Regions from separate parts of the Homo sapiens genome. Here region 2 is linked to region 1. A link is a loop called in an ENCODE intact Hi-C map of the cell type or tissue named here. Cell type or tissue: PC-3. All regions are shown on one strand.

Region 1 (8,000 bases):
CATATAATTACTAAGATTTTTTTCTCATTCTTACTTCTGAGAATACACTGAATTAAAACCAGATATTCATGTTGGGAGACAACCAAGGATTCCTTCTTCTTATGTCTTTGCTTCTTGGTCTGATCTGGGGCTCTACCACACATGTGCCCAGGAAAACCACAGTCCATGACTACCCAGCTTTCTTGGAATGAAATGCACAGTCTGGAGTTTCCAGGAAGAAAGTACATCTAATCACTGGATAATGTGGTCACAGGGGGAAAAGTGTCACCAAAGAGCTCCCCATCTCCCAAAGCCAGCCACCTTATCCCATCTTTCCCCATATCATGAATCACTACTGTGCTTATGAAGATAAGTCGGAGAATATGAACATTTTATCTTCCACAGAAACACAAAATGGACATACTTTTCCATTATGCTTGACTCTGTAATGAAAGTCTAGGAAGTGAATGTAACATGAAATCATTCCTTCCGCCTTAGCAGACAGATGGAGAGAGACATTCCAGTTTGTTTCCAGCCTTTTGTCTTTGGAGCATTTTTGGCATTTCCTTCAGGAAACTGGAGGTTGTGACCTAAGGTTTCCTTAGTGAACACATTTCTGTTTCCCACAGTTAACCTTACCCAGAAATGACATCTACTCTATTAGGTGAGGTTTATCTTCATGTCCCAACTGTGTCCTGTGCATATACAATGACACTTGAAAGCACAAATTCTGAAAGTAGCGAAAAGATTAGAGAGCCCAACATGCCAAAACACTTTAATCCCCCAAAAGATGACAATAATCAAAAACAAGAATTAACTATTACAATAAGTCTGTGATGCTTGCAAAGTGCCTTCATTTTGTAGTTGGAAAAATTAATGACTGAGAATATTAATGCTTTCAGATACTATGAATTGAAGGTTTTCAGATAAAAGTGTTATGCTACTCAGCCCACATTTTACAGCTAGCTGCTTCACTGATACTGTATACTTCTATGTGGTTCAGAAGATAGGCTGGGAGAAGCCAAGACAGTGTCCTGAAAAAAAAAAAAAAAAAACACATGATTTAATACCCATATCCATATCCCCACTTCCCCAACATGTTGGTGAAAGGCCAAGAATGTATGCTTTTTTGATGGGTTTTGAATGATGATTGAGTCTCATCATTTAAACTAGATTTACAACCACATTTTTGTGTATAATTTCTTTAAAAGCCCATATTTGATGACAGAATTATTGCATTTAATTTATTTGGCTTAAATGCAGTTTAAAACTCAAACAATTCTACTTACTAGCCAATGTGGTATTCAGAAGGTTGGTGGTTTTTATCTCATTCTTTACTACTCTTCAGTGTTAACTTATTGAAGTTTCTCTTCCTGAAAAAGATAGAGTGGTTTCTAAACAAACCACACTTTTTTCACACCCTAGTTAAGGTAAAAATCCTTTAAAGAATAATAGAAATTTGTCCTTCACTTTGATTCCAAAGAGCTACACAATCCAGTAGATGACTCAATAATTATTTTTAAGAATGCTCTTCACAAAGGGATCTTTAAAAAAATCAGTTTATTAATGTTTAAAAGTTGATAAAGCTATGTGCAAAATGATCCACAAAAGTCAGAAACCTATTAAATACTATTCTTTTTAAAAAAACAAGACATCTCTCGGTTTAATTGCACTGAAAACCATACTAAAGAGACAGTAATATATTTTTATTCTTTGTAATATTTATACATATCTTCAATTACTATCTAATGAATAGCTGGACTGAAAAGTTTCTGGCGTTCCCTACCAGTTAAAGTAATGCTTTTAAGGGCACAAGAGGGTGGTATTTTCTTAAGAAATACACATTCAATGGTGTTAACACGGGTTAGAAAAATCCAATAAAATGACTTCTGCTGAAACAAATACATTCAAAAATCAAGAAAAGTACTTTTAACACAACAAAATACAACCATGTTGTTGCTTGAAATGAATCACACAACATTCTGAAATAAACATCAACAAAAGTGCCAAAGACAGATGTCATATTTGTTAGACTCATTTGCTAAGAAATCTCCCTTGGTTTGCAAAAGTTAATCCATTCGGTTTTCACTTTGTTTTGCTTGTCTGTTTCTCCTAGGACACCAAGGATCCTGGCTAATATCATTTAGATAAAGTGGGCTTCCTTATGCAGATTTCGGCTTCAATGGATATGAAATGGTAACACATTTCATTGAAAAGATGTTTTTTAAAGAAATCAAAGTGACTTCAACCAAATTCCAAAAAACGGATCCCGCTTACATGGAAACTTTGGCCTCAGCGAAGGACATTGTTTTACACCTCCAAACCATCTTCATCTTCCCACAGCCTACGTACTCAACATAGCCTATTTGCTATAGATGATCGATCATTCCACAACCCCAGCTCTGATAACTCTCAGGTAGTTAAAGTATAAAGTAAAAGAACGTTGAGGAGGGGTATGAAGGGAAGGGAGGGTGGGGTGTGGGATGTACAGGGCATCCCTAAAGAAGCAGAAGTGCACACACTCACTTGGGTTTGAAACTAAAGTGAAGGAAAACATCTCCTCAAAGCTCCAGACAAAGAGACGCTTTCACATGGGGACATTAGTCTTTGAGGAGGGGCCAAATGAACCCTTTAGGAGCTTGACAATGCTAGACCTTTGGCTCAGTGCAAAATCAAAGCTCCAGGGGGGTAGAAAATATATTCCAGGCCGGGACCTGATCTCCACCCTTCCCAGTGCATTGTTCACAGGAACTAACTCTACCCACCAACACCCGACACCACCAGGCTGTTCGTATTCTCCCCCTTCCTCCCTCTGGCTTGCAGCAGCTCCTCCCTGGCAGCAGTCGAAGCCCAGAGATTTTTTTCCAAACACTGGGGTGGCCAGCGACCAAGTAAAGAGCGCTTCCGGTGGGTGGACAGCTTCCAGTTCTAGGAAGAAGAGTTGACGTTTCCAGAAGACATAATGGTCTCTGGGTTGTCCCCTTCGTCTTTCTGGGGGTGGGAGGAATTGTCCGATTTGCTGCGGCTGAATTCCATGCCGGCGATGATGGGTCGCTTGAATTTGCCAGCAGAGTCTCCGCTCGGGCACTTGCAGCAGGACATGATCCGGATGAAGGCCCGACGCATCTCCTTGTTGGTCAGAGTGTAAATGATGGGGTTGGTGCCGGAGTTGAGCACAGCTAACACCAGGAAGTACTCCGCTCTGAAGAGGATGTCACAGGTCTTCACCTTGCAGCCCACATCCAGCAGGAGCAGGATGAAGAGCGGTGCCCAGCAGGCGATGAAGACGCTCAGGACGATAATTACGGTCTTGAGCAGCGCCAGCGACTTCTCAGAGCTGCGGCTGGCCTTGGAAATGTTCTTGCGGAACGTCAGGCGGCGGCTCCGAGTCCTGACCAAGGAGTAGATTCTGCAGTACAGAATGACGATGGAGAGCAGAAGCAGAGTGAAGACCGTGGTGCAGAAGAGGATATAGTGCTTGTGGTAGAGCGGCAGCACGGTGGAGCAGCTGGACAGCGCACTGATGCAGTTCCAGCCCATGATAGGCAGGCCACCCAGGATGAGGGAGATGACCCAGCAGGCGCTGATTAGCAGGAAGAGGCGGAAGTTATTGCTCCCGTTGTGGAGTTTCATTTTCAGCATTGTGATATAGCGCTCAATGGCGATGGCGAGGAGACTGAACACGGAGGCTGACAGGGCCACAAACATACTCCCTTCCCGCAGAAACCACTGGGCGGGAGTGAGCTTGTAGGTGGTGGCCCCAGACAAGAGCAGGTTAGCTGTGTAGGCTACTCCTGCCAACAGGTCTGAGAGGGCCAGATTGCCAATAAAATAGTACATGGGTCGGTGGAATTTCTTGGTTTTCCAAATGGTCAGCAAGACAAAGATGTTCTCCAGGATGATAAAGCAGCAGATGAGAATGAACACCACCGAGGTCAGTTTAATGCTGTTCTCCTTGTCCGCGCTGATATTCAGCTTTCCCGTGTAGTTGTAATGCCGGACGATGATATCATAGTTGACGTAGTCAGAGACCGAGCTGCGGTGGGCCTTGACCAGCGGGACGCTGGTGGGCCCCATGGTGCCAACCCTGTGTCCCCAGGAAGCCGGGGTGGCGCTACTCCAGACGAACGCTAGAGGGCGAGGCGAGAGAGCCTTCACTGGCTTCAGGGGTGGTTCGATGAGTGATCCAGGCTTTTTGTGTAGCTTTTCCTTGGCTGGAGAGGGCCTCGGAAACCGCAGCCTTAAACAAGTCAGAGGAGAGAGTCAGGGAAAGAGCCACAGCATACTGGCATAATTCATTCTAGCTAAGGCACTGCTCCAATTGTGTTGTTGTTGATTTGTTTTAAAGAAACTTGGGGAGAGCTCAGGGAGAGAGATTTTTTTTAAAAATCAAATTATCTTTTTTCTTCCTTTTTTTTCTTTTTTCAAAAAAGGAAGAGGGGGAAGAAAAAGAGAGGGAGAAACTCTATGGCCACATTCACTCAAAGGGAAATGGGAATTACGATGTTGGCTGTGGGTTGACAAAAAAAAAAAGATGATGAAAAGGAAAACAAGGAGTGGGAGGAATGGGAAACCTAGAGAACTACACCCCATTTTAACTCCACTCCTGCCCTCTCACCACCCCACACCCCCTCACCCCCGGATTTCCAGCCATGAGATTCTCTGAAGCAGTCACCAGCTTAGCTGCACGCTCAATACCAGCCCACGTCTCTCCTCGGAAAAGACTCAACTGCCAGTCTGAGGGCGAAGACACACACCTCTGTCCCCCATGCCCACCCCCAGCCCCCCAGTTCAAAGATACTAGCACCACCTCCTAATTGCCATGTGCCATGCAAGAAATCAGATTTGCAGGAAAATCATTTGAAAGCGTAAGCCATTTGGGGGCTCTATTAATAACTCTCTAGGAGCAGGTGTGCTTAGGGTCCGAGGGCGCAGTGAGGTGTGGGCAGCCAGGCCCGCCCCGCCTTGCTGTAAACAGGAAAGCTTAGCGCCTCCGTGAAGCGACTGCCTTTTCTTTCTTCTTCTTATTCTCCCCGCCTCCCCCCGCGCCCCCCCACCCCACCCCCCACCCCAAGCCAGGGCAAGTAAATTTAAAGGTATTCAGTTAAAACCATTCATAACAGATTGCAGCAAATCCCAGAAGTTTCGTACATTAGTTGATTGCATAAATATTTTTTGCTTTGTTTAGTTTAGCCAAAACATACACAAAAGAGAGAAATCAAACTACTCATGACAGCCATAATACATGCTACCACATTTCTAATTTCGATTGCAAAACTACTCTTCAGAAACTCACATTAAACTGCTCCCTGGTGCATTGCTAAATTTGCGTGGGCAGTTTTATTTACTGCAGTCCCCCAACACGTTGACTCCTCTCCTAGGACTAGAAAGTTACAAAGAAACTTTCTAAGACGGCACTGGTCAGCAGAAGTCTACTTCTAAGTTGCTTAAATATTTCAAGGTAATGCAGCAATGCAATAAAATGAGGTAATAGAGATGAGAACAATCCCAGCAACTCCGCGAACAGCAGAGGCTGCTCAAGCCAAGAAGCTCCGCATTTTCCCCCAACTAATTTTATACCCTGCTCCTGGGCAGTACTAATTTAAGCCATTACCCACGCTCCACACCACCCACCATATTCTTTGTCTATAGGATTTCCAAAATTTAACGCCTTCCCTCCTATTCCTCCGACCAACTGCAATTTTCACTGCCCCTACACCCGTAGGTTCCACAGTTGGGAATTAACCTTTTTTCTGAACTCCATAAATCACAAGTGCCCAAGAACAATCTGATCGAGATGGGCTCCTTAGTAGCCCAGAGATGCAAATTTTCAGCGCCCGGAGATGCATGTTTTCTAAGTTTTTGTTTGCCTCGTTCGACTTAAAAATTCGTTTCTGACACCTAAGCCCTACCACAACCGGGCTCCCCGCGCCCGCGACCCCCGCCATTCGCCGCCCCCTACCTCGCTCAAGCAGGGCGAAGTTGCGTTCGGAGAGCCCGGGATCTGTACGGCTCGCTTCGCATCTTGCTGCTGCCCCCGACTGACTGCGTAGTGCTCTCGCAAACTTACTCGAGTCGGGGTCCCCTCCCTCCGCAGCGGAGCACTCCAATGGCCAGTCCCGCTCGCCGCGGCCAGTTCCCTGCCTGCTACGCGAAGTCACCCAGCGCCGCGCCAAGGCTGGGTGGTTTCTTCAGGAAGAGGCTGGGAGGGGTTAATGCCTTAACCCCCCACGCCCTCTGTCAGCTGGGGGCCCCCGGATCTGAACTGCTGAGACGCACTGTCCAGGAAAGATCTGGGGCAGAAGCAAAAAAAAAAAAAAAAAAAAAAAAAAGAACCCCTCCTCCCCAAACAACAAATGAAAGAAAAAAAGAGAGAGAGAGAAGGGGCGGAGCCCGGTAACCCCTGGATTCTACTGTATAAATCACTGCCCTCGCCCAGATAGACGCTGATCCCTGGCTGTGGAGAGGATTCTCCCGAGCCCCTGAAAAAAAAAAAAGGTGGAGAGACTTTGAAAACTTTTCTCTCGAAAAGTCTGAGGAGGCAGAGGACGGCCCGGAGTCTCGTAGCGCACCGCCCTGGTCCCACACCCCCCGCAGCCCTAGGAGGATCGGTGTGCTGAGCTTGTGGCCAGGAGCTCCCCGAGCCACTTTCGCGCGAGCAGCAGAAAACCTGAGCCGCGGCCCGGCGAGTGTCGGCGGCGCTCTGGGGAGGAGAGGCTGGGAAGGGGCTGCGAGAGGTACGGAGGAGACAAGCAGCCCGGGAGGGAGAATGAACCGGGAGGTTCCTGTACTCCCCCCGCCACCCCAGATCCTCGTGCTACTCGCAACTGCGGTCTGAGGGGCAGTGGCTTTCCCAGAGTGCACAGAGAAATGAACCAGCGCCGGTTTTGGTGTTGGGCGAGGGGTTTCCCTCAGCTGAGCACAAAGTCAGGCTGTGTGTCCCAGATTCTGGCCAATGGAGAGGTCGTTGAGGGGGTGGGCTGCTGCTGAGTCCTGAGAGATTCAAAACGCCTGGGCAGCTCAGGAATTTCCAAAGGGGGAGATTCTCGGCCAGGAGCTGCGGAGCAACTGCAGCTGCCCAGCAGGAGCCGGCACCCTTCTCTCACATTCTGCTTGGGAGTCGACTCAGAGGCCTCAAATCTCATTACTAGCACTTTGCCCACCCTTTTCTTTTGCTTAGATGCTACTTAAGAACGTGAGGCTGAGAGGCGGACTTGGTCAGATCTGCCTGCGTGACAAGCTCAGGACAGGACGCTTCTGCCCTTGCATTACTGTTGTAAAAGTTTCCACCCAGTCCCTGGTCGCACTGCGTTCCCATCCCGGCAGATGTGAACTCAAAAACTTCCTCCGCTGTGCAGTTTCAATTGGCAGACACACCCTGTACCTGAATGACTCAGAAGGAGGCAGAATGAACAAACAACAGACCCCTGACTTCTGGGATTTTGTGAGTTTGCCAAAAAAAAAAAAAAAAGAAGTGACAGTTAATTCACAGCTGTTTTAAAGCATTCATCGACAGCGACGCACCCAATACATACCCACAGCTTCAACAACAGTACAGTGCATATAATGTGGAAACCAAGATAACGGTCCTCTAAGACTCCAGAGTAGATCCTAATTGGATTTGAAGACTTATTTCACTTAAAGGGGAAGAGGTATATTGTGTCTACCCAGCACAACAAAACGGGGGACTTGGCATTCCCCCCCTTCTCCCGCCTCCACCCACACTAATTTATGCATTCTTTAAAGCCAAAGGAATCAAAGTGAAATTTCACACCTAGTCTGTATCAAGCATGTGCTAGGTTAATTTAACCTTACTGCTCTGTGAAGTAAGTAAGCATTGCTGGCCATTTTATTGTTGAGAGAAGTGTCATTCAGACAACTAAGGTGACTTGTAGATTTCCCAGCTAGTGAGTGGCAGAGCTGGGTTCCAAAACCTAAATATTGCAAATGCCTTGCCTTGTGGCTCAAACGCTATCAGTCAATAAATAGTTAAGGAATTGAAATATATGTTCCTAGAGGGA
Region 2 (8,000 bases), 190 kb after region 1:
GGAGTTTGTGACCAGCCTGGGCAATATAGTGAGATCTCATCTCTACAAAAAAATTTTCATAAAAAGATTAGCCAGGTGTGGTGGCTTGTACCTGTAGTCCCAGGTACCCAGGAGGCTGAGATGAGAGGATTGCTTGAACCTGGGTCGAGGCTGTAGTGAGCCAGGATTGTACCACTACACTCCAGCCTGGGTGACAGAGTGAGACCCTGTCTTGGGAAAAAAAAAGGGGGGTATCATCCTGGAAATTTCCCTAGAGCACCTTTCCAATCAAGCCTCACCCCTGTAGGCAACCACTTACTCCATCAGCATAGGTTAGTTTTGCCTTTCACATTATAAAATTTCACATAAACAGGATCAAACAGTATTTATTCCCTTGCATCTGGCTTCTTTTGATCAATATAATCTTTCTGATATTCAGTCATCTTTCAGATTGTATCAGTTGATCATTTTTAAATCGCTTATAGTATTCTGTCACATGATTGTATCGCACATATATTTTTAATCCATTCTCCTTCTGATTGGTATTTCCATTGCTTTCAGTTTGAGGCTATTACGAATAAAACTGCTACAAACGCTCTTGTGCAAGTCTTTTTGTGAGCACATGTATTCACTTCTCTGAATAAATACTAGGAGTCAAATGAGTTAGGCCACAGAGTATACGACAATTAACTGCTAAACAGGTTTCCAAAGTCCTTTCACCATTTTACACTATGCCAGTTATGTATGAGAATTAATTTTAGCCTTGTTATATTAATTTGCATTTTTCTAATAACTAATGATGCTGCACACCTTCTTCCTGTGATTACATACATGAATATATCTTCTCTGGTGAAGTGTCATTCAAGTCATTTTAAAAACCGGGTTGTCGTATTTTTAAGCAGTCGAATTTATTTATTTGGATGTAAGTCCTTTGTCAGATACACATATTTTGAATATTTTATCTCAATCTCTGGCTTGACTTTTTTCTTGCAATATATTTTGGTAAGCATCTTTTAATTTTAATGAAGCCCTATTTATCAATTTTTTTCTTTTAGGGTTAGTGCTTTTTGCCCTCTGTAATAAATTGTTTTTAAATTTGTTCTTTAGCTTAAAAAAGTAATAGTTAATGAATAAGAATGTATTTCTACTAAAATAAAAATTCAGTAAGATATTTTGTGAATAAATTTTAGATCAAACATGTATTATACCTTAAAGTTTGCACTATTTCATTGTTTTAAAGTTTTAAACACAAAGATTCAAAGTGGTCACAAAGAATAGCAGAATTAAAGTAATTTAATTTCTATTTCTTTGCCTTTACAATAACTGTGCTATTGTTTATTTTGAATCTATTACTTAAACAAAGGATTATGTAGAATTATCACATGGGTTAGAGAGTCGAACTAAATCTGAAGAAAACTCAAACTATTTCTAACCATTATAAATCCTAAACCAGAGTTTGGTGAACTTTTTCTGTAAAAGGCCAGATAGCAAATATTTTAGGCTTTGCAAGCATTATGGTCTCTGTACAACTACTCAGCTCAGTTGCTATGGTGTGAAAGCAGCCACAGACAACACATAACTGAATGAGCATGACTGTGTTCTAACAAAACTCCATTTATGGACACTGATATTTGAATTTCATAACAATTTTTACATCACTAAGTACTGTCGTTTTTATTTTTTTAAATCATTAAAAAATATAAAAGGCCGCGCTTGGTGGCTAACGCCTGTAATCCCAGCACTTTGGGAGGCCGAGGCGGGCAGATCACGAGGTCAGGAGATCAAGACCATCCTGGCTAACACGGTGAAACCGTCTCTAATAAAAATACAAAAAACTTAGCCGGGCGTGGTGGCAGGCGCCTGTCGTACCAGCTACTGGGGAGGCTGAGGCAGAAGAATGGCGTGAACCCGGGAGGCGGAGCTTGCAGTGAGTGGAGATCGCGCCACTGCACTCCAGATATATATACCATTCTTAGCTCATGGGTTGTACAAAAACAGGCAGTAGGCAGATCTGGCCCAGGGGTTATAGTTTGCTGTCCCATGGCCTAGAGAAAGTTGTTTCTGTCAGTGTTTCTTGTTGTCCCCTTTTGTGAGACAGGTTTATTTCTAGTTCACCCCAAACGTGCTGGTAAAGCCATTTGGGTACAGATCTCTTTACAACAGAGGTATCATTAGATTCTTCGGTAGGCTTTAGACTTTGTCACCTCCCTCAATGTGCAAATTGAGCTCAGGGTAAAGAAAGAGGATTTTGCACAAATCCCTGGAAAAGGCAGCTTGAGTCCTACCTTATCTCTCTGGGTTTCTGTATTCATTTTGCTTTTGACCTGTGAATTTCTTAAATTTCTTCTCAGCTCAGTTACATATTTCTTCCAGCATCTGTGGCCATTTTCAGTAGCAGAATTATACAGGGTATTTTGCCATCCTGCTAGAAACAGTGACCCTCCAATCACAAGTGATTTTTACTCACATTACTTAAATCACTGTGTTTGTCCACCCTCTTTTCTTACCTTACATAATTTTTCAAAGTTTTGGAGGTTAATGTCTTAGAGAGACTTTTCAATTCCTTCCCAGGAATTATACTTTACACTCGGGCTTTCTTAATAAGAAAGTGTCACTATTGGTACAATGAGTTTAACTGGGCTACTTAGGATACCTATAATGCAAGCAGAAACTTTAATCAAGATTTAATTAGTTTAATTGTAAATGAAACCTAGACATACTTGTCTATTATAAATAATAGATTTTAAATTTATTAAATCAGTAATATCAAATAATAGGAAATAACACTTAATGGATAAAGATTACTCTATTGAATCTGTTTGATGTAGGCAGAATTTCACAGACCATCAGCTTTATAAGGATCATTCAGTTTTATTTTCTTAACTGTCCACACTAACACAATTTCTGAAACATTCACCAAATAAAATATGTGTAATCTACTTTAGAGATAGTTGCAAATTCTGATAAATTCTTCCTGTATGAATAACCTCTAGCAGACTTTTCCAAATGGAAATTAATGCTGTCAACTCAATTTTATAGTGCCATTCAGACTTCTAATCTGTACATGAATTCCAAATTCTTTGGACTTTTCTTAATGATCATATGATTAAAACAGATAAATGAACAAGAATTCTGGACTACCAATATAATTTAGGTTTTGCAATTTTAGTTTTGATGGTCAGATATGTTTTTTATTTTAGGTGATCAAGGCTGTTATTGTAAAGAAGGTACTGTAATCCCAGCACTTTGGGAGGCTGAGGTGGGCGGATCACTTGAGGTCAAGAGTTTGAGACAAGCCTGGCCAACATGGTGAAACTCCGTCTCTACTAAAAGTACAAAAATACAGGCATATTCCTGTAATCCCAGCTCCTCAGGAGGCTGAGGCAGGAGAATCGCTTCAACCCAGAAGGCAGAGGTTGCAGTGAGCAGAGATTGTGCCACTTCACTCTAGCCTGGGTGGCAGAGCTAGACTCCATCTCAAAAAAACAAAACAAAACAAAAAAAAGCATGTAGCTGGCCTTTGTCCCTGGTCCCCAGGAGAGAGACTGTAAGTTCTTGAAATTTCTCCATGATCAGAGTGTCTTCATTATTTATGGTGGGCTAATGATAGTTTAACCTAATGTGATGACTCAAGATGGGGGCTGGACATTCCAGAAAGGGCAACCATGTAATTAGAAGGTTGGTACTTTCAGCCATGTGATACCAGCCTGACCTGCAGGGAGGGAAGAAGTATGGAGGTTGAGTTCCACTGCATGGTTATGAGTCAGTCAATCATACTTACATAATAAAACCCCAATAAAAACTCCAAACACCAAGGTTCAGGTAAGCTCCCCTGGTTAGCAATTGTCACACAACAATCTACCAGAAGATGATGAATTTTAACTCCATGGAGAGAGGACATGGAACCCTCATATTTGGGCCATCCCAGACCTCATAAGTGTTTCTTCTTTTGGCTGGTTCTGATATGTACTCTTTTTGATATAATAAAAGTTTTATCATAATTATAGTGCTTTCCTGTATTCTGTAAGTCTAATAATTCTTGTTAATGATTGAAACTGAAGGGTTTGTAGCTATCCTCATGTATTTGTAAACAGCTGATCAGAAGTGAGAGTAGCCCTGGAAGCCCCCAAGCTTGTGGCTGGTGTCTGAAATGAGGGCAGTCTTGTGGAGAACTATGCCCTTCACCTGTGAAGTTTAGCTTACCTCTGGGTAATTCAGGTCAGAATTGTATTGCAAAGGCTTTATCATATTATTATCACTTGTAGTTACATTTACCCTGAGGTACTTTCTCATATCTCTAAGTTCATATAGGAGTTGGGGCCATTTTAAAAGGGTGAACCTATTTTGCATTATACAATGAAAAAGAAACCACTGTAATTGCAGGTACTATTGATTATTTTTGAAGTAAATTAAATACAGACATTATTCATCGAACAAACTTTTATTAAATATGTTCCACAGTTACATTCTACTTGTCAGGATACAAAGATAAAGCACATAATTCCTGCTGTCAGAAAGCTTATAGTTTAGGAAACACTCAGAGAAACCATTATAGTTGAATTAGTCAGTGCTATAAAAGAAATACGAAATAGGATGAATAGCAATGTCAGATGAGTGGATGGGGAAGAAAAGCAGAGGCTTGGAAGTAGTGACATCAGGCTTCAAGAATGAGAACTGCACAGGAGGAAAAGGTCAGAGGGGGGAAAGTGGGTAGCATGGAAGGTAGACAGTAGAGTGTTCCCTGAGACCTGATATAAAGTTGACTAGCACACAGGAGAGGCAAAAGTTGTGGTTTCACAGAAACACTGGGGCCAGATCATAAATTGACTTAAATACACTGTGTACATATACTTAAATACATTTTATCTTGAATGTAATGGGAAGCACTGAAATGTTTCAAGCAGAGGAATAAAATAAAGATGTGTTTCAGAAAAAGAAATCATTTTGGGAGCAGTGATGAAGATGAAGATTAAATGTCAGATGAGACCGGAATCAGTCTTAGGAAGTGATGAAGCAATTCTGGAGGAAAGAAATAAGGTCTTGGAATTACAATAGGAAGAGGAAAAGGGAAATCAGAAAGAAAAGCATATACAGTGGGGAAAGGGGAGTTGAGTTTTGCACACACAGTATTGAGGTGCTGTGGAAAATGCAGTTGAATATATGGGATGGCAGCTCAGGAAAGAAATCCCAAGTAAAAAAACATATGAAACTCATAACTTTAGCTGGGCATTACGTGGCTCACGCCTGTAATCCCAGCATATTGAGAGACTGAGGCAGGGAAATCACTTGAGGCCAGGAGTTTGAGACCAGCCTGGGTAACATAGTGAGAACCCATCTCTGCCAAAAAAATAAAAGGTAGCCTAGTATGGTGGCATGAACCTGCAGTCCCAGCTACTGGGGAGGCAGGAGAATCACTTTGGCTCATGAGTTTGAGGCTGCAGTGAGCTGATCATACTACTGCATTCTGGCCCAGGTAACAAAGTGAGACTCTGTCTCAGAAAAAAAGGAAGGAAGGAAGGAAGGGAGGGAGGGAAGAAGGGAGGAAGGGAGGGAGGGAGGAAGGGAGGGAGGGAAAGGAATGAAAGAAGGAAGGAGAAAGAGAGAGAGAGAGAGGGAGGGAGGGAGGGAAAGAAAGAAAGAGAACGGAAGGAAGAAAGGGAGGGAGGGAGGAAGGAAGGAAGGAGAGAAAGAAAGAGGGAGAGAAAGAGAGACAAAGAAAAAAGTAATAATTTTAGAAGTGATTTTGGAGCCATGGGAGTAAATAAGATCACCAAGTAGAAATTTTGTAGAGTGAGGGAAGAATAAGATCTAGAATGGAATGCTGAGAATACCAGTAGTTGAGGAGTAGACTAACTTAGAACAGATAGAAAGAAATTCAAGAGAAAATGGTGTCAGACAAACCATGGAAGGATTGGTCAGCAGAATCAAAACATGCAGAGATCCAGTAGCAGACTGTCACTATTTTAATAATATGTAGATCATTAGAGTTCATGGCAAAAACAGTTTCACTGTAGTAGGGGTAGAAGTCAGATAAAATGAATTAAGAAAACAGCAGAGATGATGAAGAATTTGAGATGATCTCTGAACATTTCTTCAAAACACTTGTGATGAAAAGGAAAAGTATTGAGAAATAGTTAGAAATGGGCAATGATTAGAGGGCAGTTGTTTTGATTATTTTTAAGATGGGAGTATTCTAATATGCTGAAGGGTAAAAGTCAGTGGGGAAGGAGTAGCTGAAATTATGGAAGAGGATAACAGGTCTCTGTGAAAGTGGGAGAAGAAATTCAGAAAAGGGGTAGAGGGATCTGTGTTTGGCAAGATGAGGAATACTGTATTCTGAGTGAAAATAAAACAAAACAATGGTGGGAAGGGTGTTAGAAAGAGAACACTTAAATTAAAACTGGAAGATGAAATTCACTGACAACGGAAATACTATTGAGCCTGCTAATCTTTGAAAATGATACAAACCAAGTAACAATTTATATACATTCTCTACAGAGGAATATCATGCATAAATAAACCAAAGAGTAAGAAAGAGTTCCATGCTGTGTTTCCTTTTAACTATTGAAATGAATATGCAGGTTACGAAAAGTTTCATAAAAAGTCCATGAAAATGGAATAAATTCATCCTGTAACTAAAATTTTACAATACAACTGATATGGTTTGGCTCTCTGTCCCTACCCAAATCTCATGTTGAATTGTGATCCCCAGTATTGGAGGTGGGGCCTGGTAGGAGATAATTGGATCATGGGGGTGGTTTCTAATGCTTTAGCACCATTCCTCTAGTGCTGTCTTGTGATAGAGTTCTCACAAGATCTGGTGTTTTTTAAAAGTGTATAGCACATCCCCCTTCTACCCCCTCTCTCCTGCTCTGGCCATGTGAAGAATGTGACGGCTTCCCCTTTGCCTTATGCCATGACTGTGTGCTTCCTGAGGCCTCCCCAGAAGCAGAAGCCTGTACAGTCTGCAGAACTGTGAGCTGATTAAAACTCTTCTCTTAATAAATTATGCAGGTTCTGGTATGTCTTCATAGCAATGTGAGAATGGGCTAATACAGAGAATTAGTACCAGGAGTGGGGCACTGCTATAAAGATAGCTGAAAATGTGGAAGTAACTTTGAAGCTGTGTAACAGGCAGAGGCTGGAACAGTTTGGAGGGCTCAGAAGAAGATAGGAAGATGAGGGAAAGTTTGGAACTTCCTAGAGACTTGTTGAATGGTTCTGACCAAGATGCTTATAGTGATATGGACAGTGAAGTCCAGGCTGAGGTAGTCTCAGACAGAGATGAGGAACTTATTGAGGACTGGAGTAAAGGTCACTCTTGATATGCTTTAGCAAAGAGACTGGTGGTATTGTGCCCCTGCTCTAGGGATCTGTGGAACTTTGAACTTGAGAGAGATGATTTGGGTATCTTGTGGAAGAAATTCCTAAGCAGCAAAGCATTCAAGGTGTGGCCTGGCTTCTTCTAAAAGCTTATGCTCATTTGCATAAACAAAGAAATGACCTGAAACTGGAACTTATATTTAAAAGGGAAGCAGAGCATAAAAGTTCAGAAAATTTGCAGCCTGGCCATGTGGTAGAAAAAAAAATTCATTTTCTGGGGAGGAATTCAAGCCAGCTGCAGAAATTTGCATAAGGTAAGCTGAATGTTAATAACCAAGACAATGGGGAAAATGCCTCCAAGCCATTTCAGAGACCTTCTCAGCAGCCTCTTCCATCACAGGCCTGGAGGCCTAGGAGGGAAAAATGGTTTCGTGGGCCAGGCCTAGGGACCCACTGATCTGTGCAGCCTCAGGACATGGCACCCTCTGTCTCAGTGGCTTCAGTTCCAGCTGTGGCTAAAAGGGCCCCAGATATGTCTAAGGCCACTGATCCAGAGAGTACAAGCCACAAGCCTTGGCGGCTTCCACATGGTGTTAAGCCAACAGGTGTGCAGAGGGCAAGAGTTGAGGCTTAGGAGCCTCCACCTAGATTTCAGAGGATGTACGTAAACATCCGAAAGTCCAGGTAGAAGTCGGCTG

Evidence for each region. Hi-C counts contacts between places; a loop is a spot of excess contacts. Peaks named below come from ENCODE experiments on the same cell type or tissue, not always from the same donor. Only the 100,000 strongest peaks of a DNase experiment are listed, where the experiment ranks them.
Region 2: a loop joins it to region 1, with 11 times the contacts of the local background. A loop is called at or near these places in 12 of 110 quality-filtered maps.

The regions. Positions count from the first base shown.
Region 1 is chr1:101,235,041-101,243,040 of GRCh38, reverse strand. It overlaps S1PR1 (sphingosine-1-phosphate receptor 1), which reads right to left and starts at 6,022. Exons shown (of 2, transcript NM_001400.5): 1 at 5,942-6,022; 2 at 1,523-4,219. The coding sequence starts at 4,056. The coding sequence ends at 2,908. It overlaps S1PR1-DT (S1PR1 divergent transcript), which reads left to right and starts at 6,513. Exons shown (of 2, transcript NR_104626.1): 1 at 6,513-6,716; 2 at 7,160-8,000. RefSeq lists enhancers at 4,160-4,209, 6,843-6,932. In PC-3, CTCF peaks have their summits at 3,892 and 4,095 (motif pointing right); DNase peaks (open chromatin) are centred at 4,170 and 7,320; H3K4me3 peaks cover 3,431 bases.
Region 2 is chr1:101,040,566-101,048,565 of GRCh38, reverse strand. All of the region lies in intron 1 of DPH5-DT (DPH5 divergent transcript), which reads right to left. Among named protein-coding and RNA genes, the nearest start is that of DPH5-DT, 19 kb to the right of the region's middle. In PC-3, a CTCF peak has its summit at 4,620; a DNase peak (open chromatin) is centred at 4,625.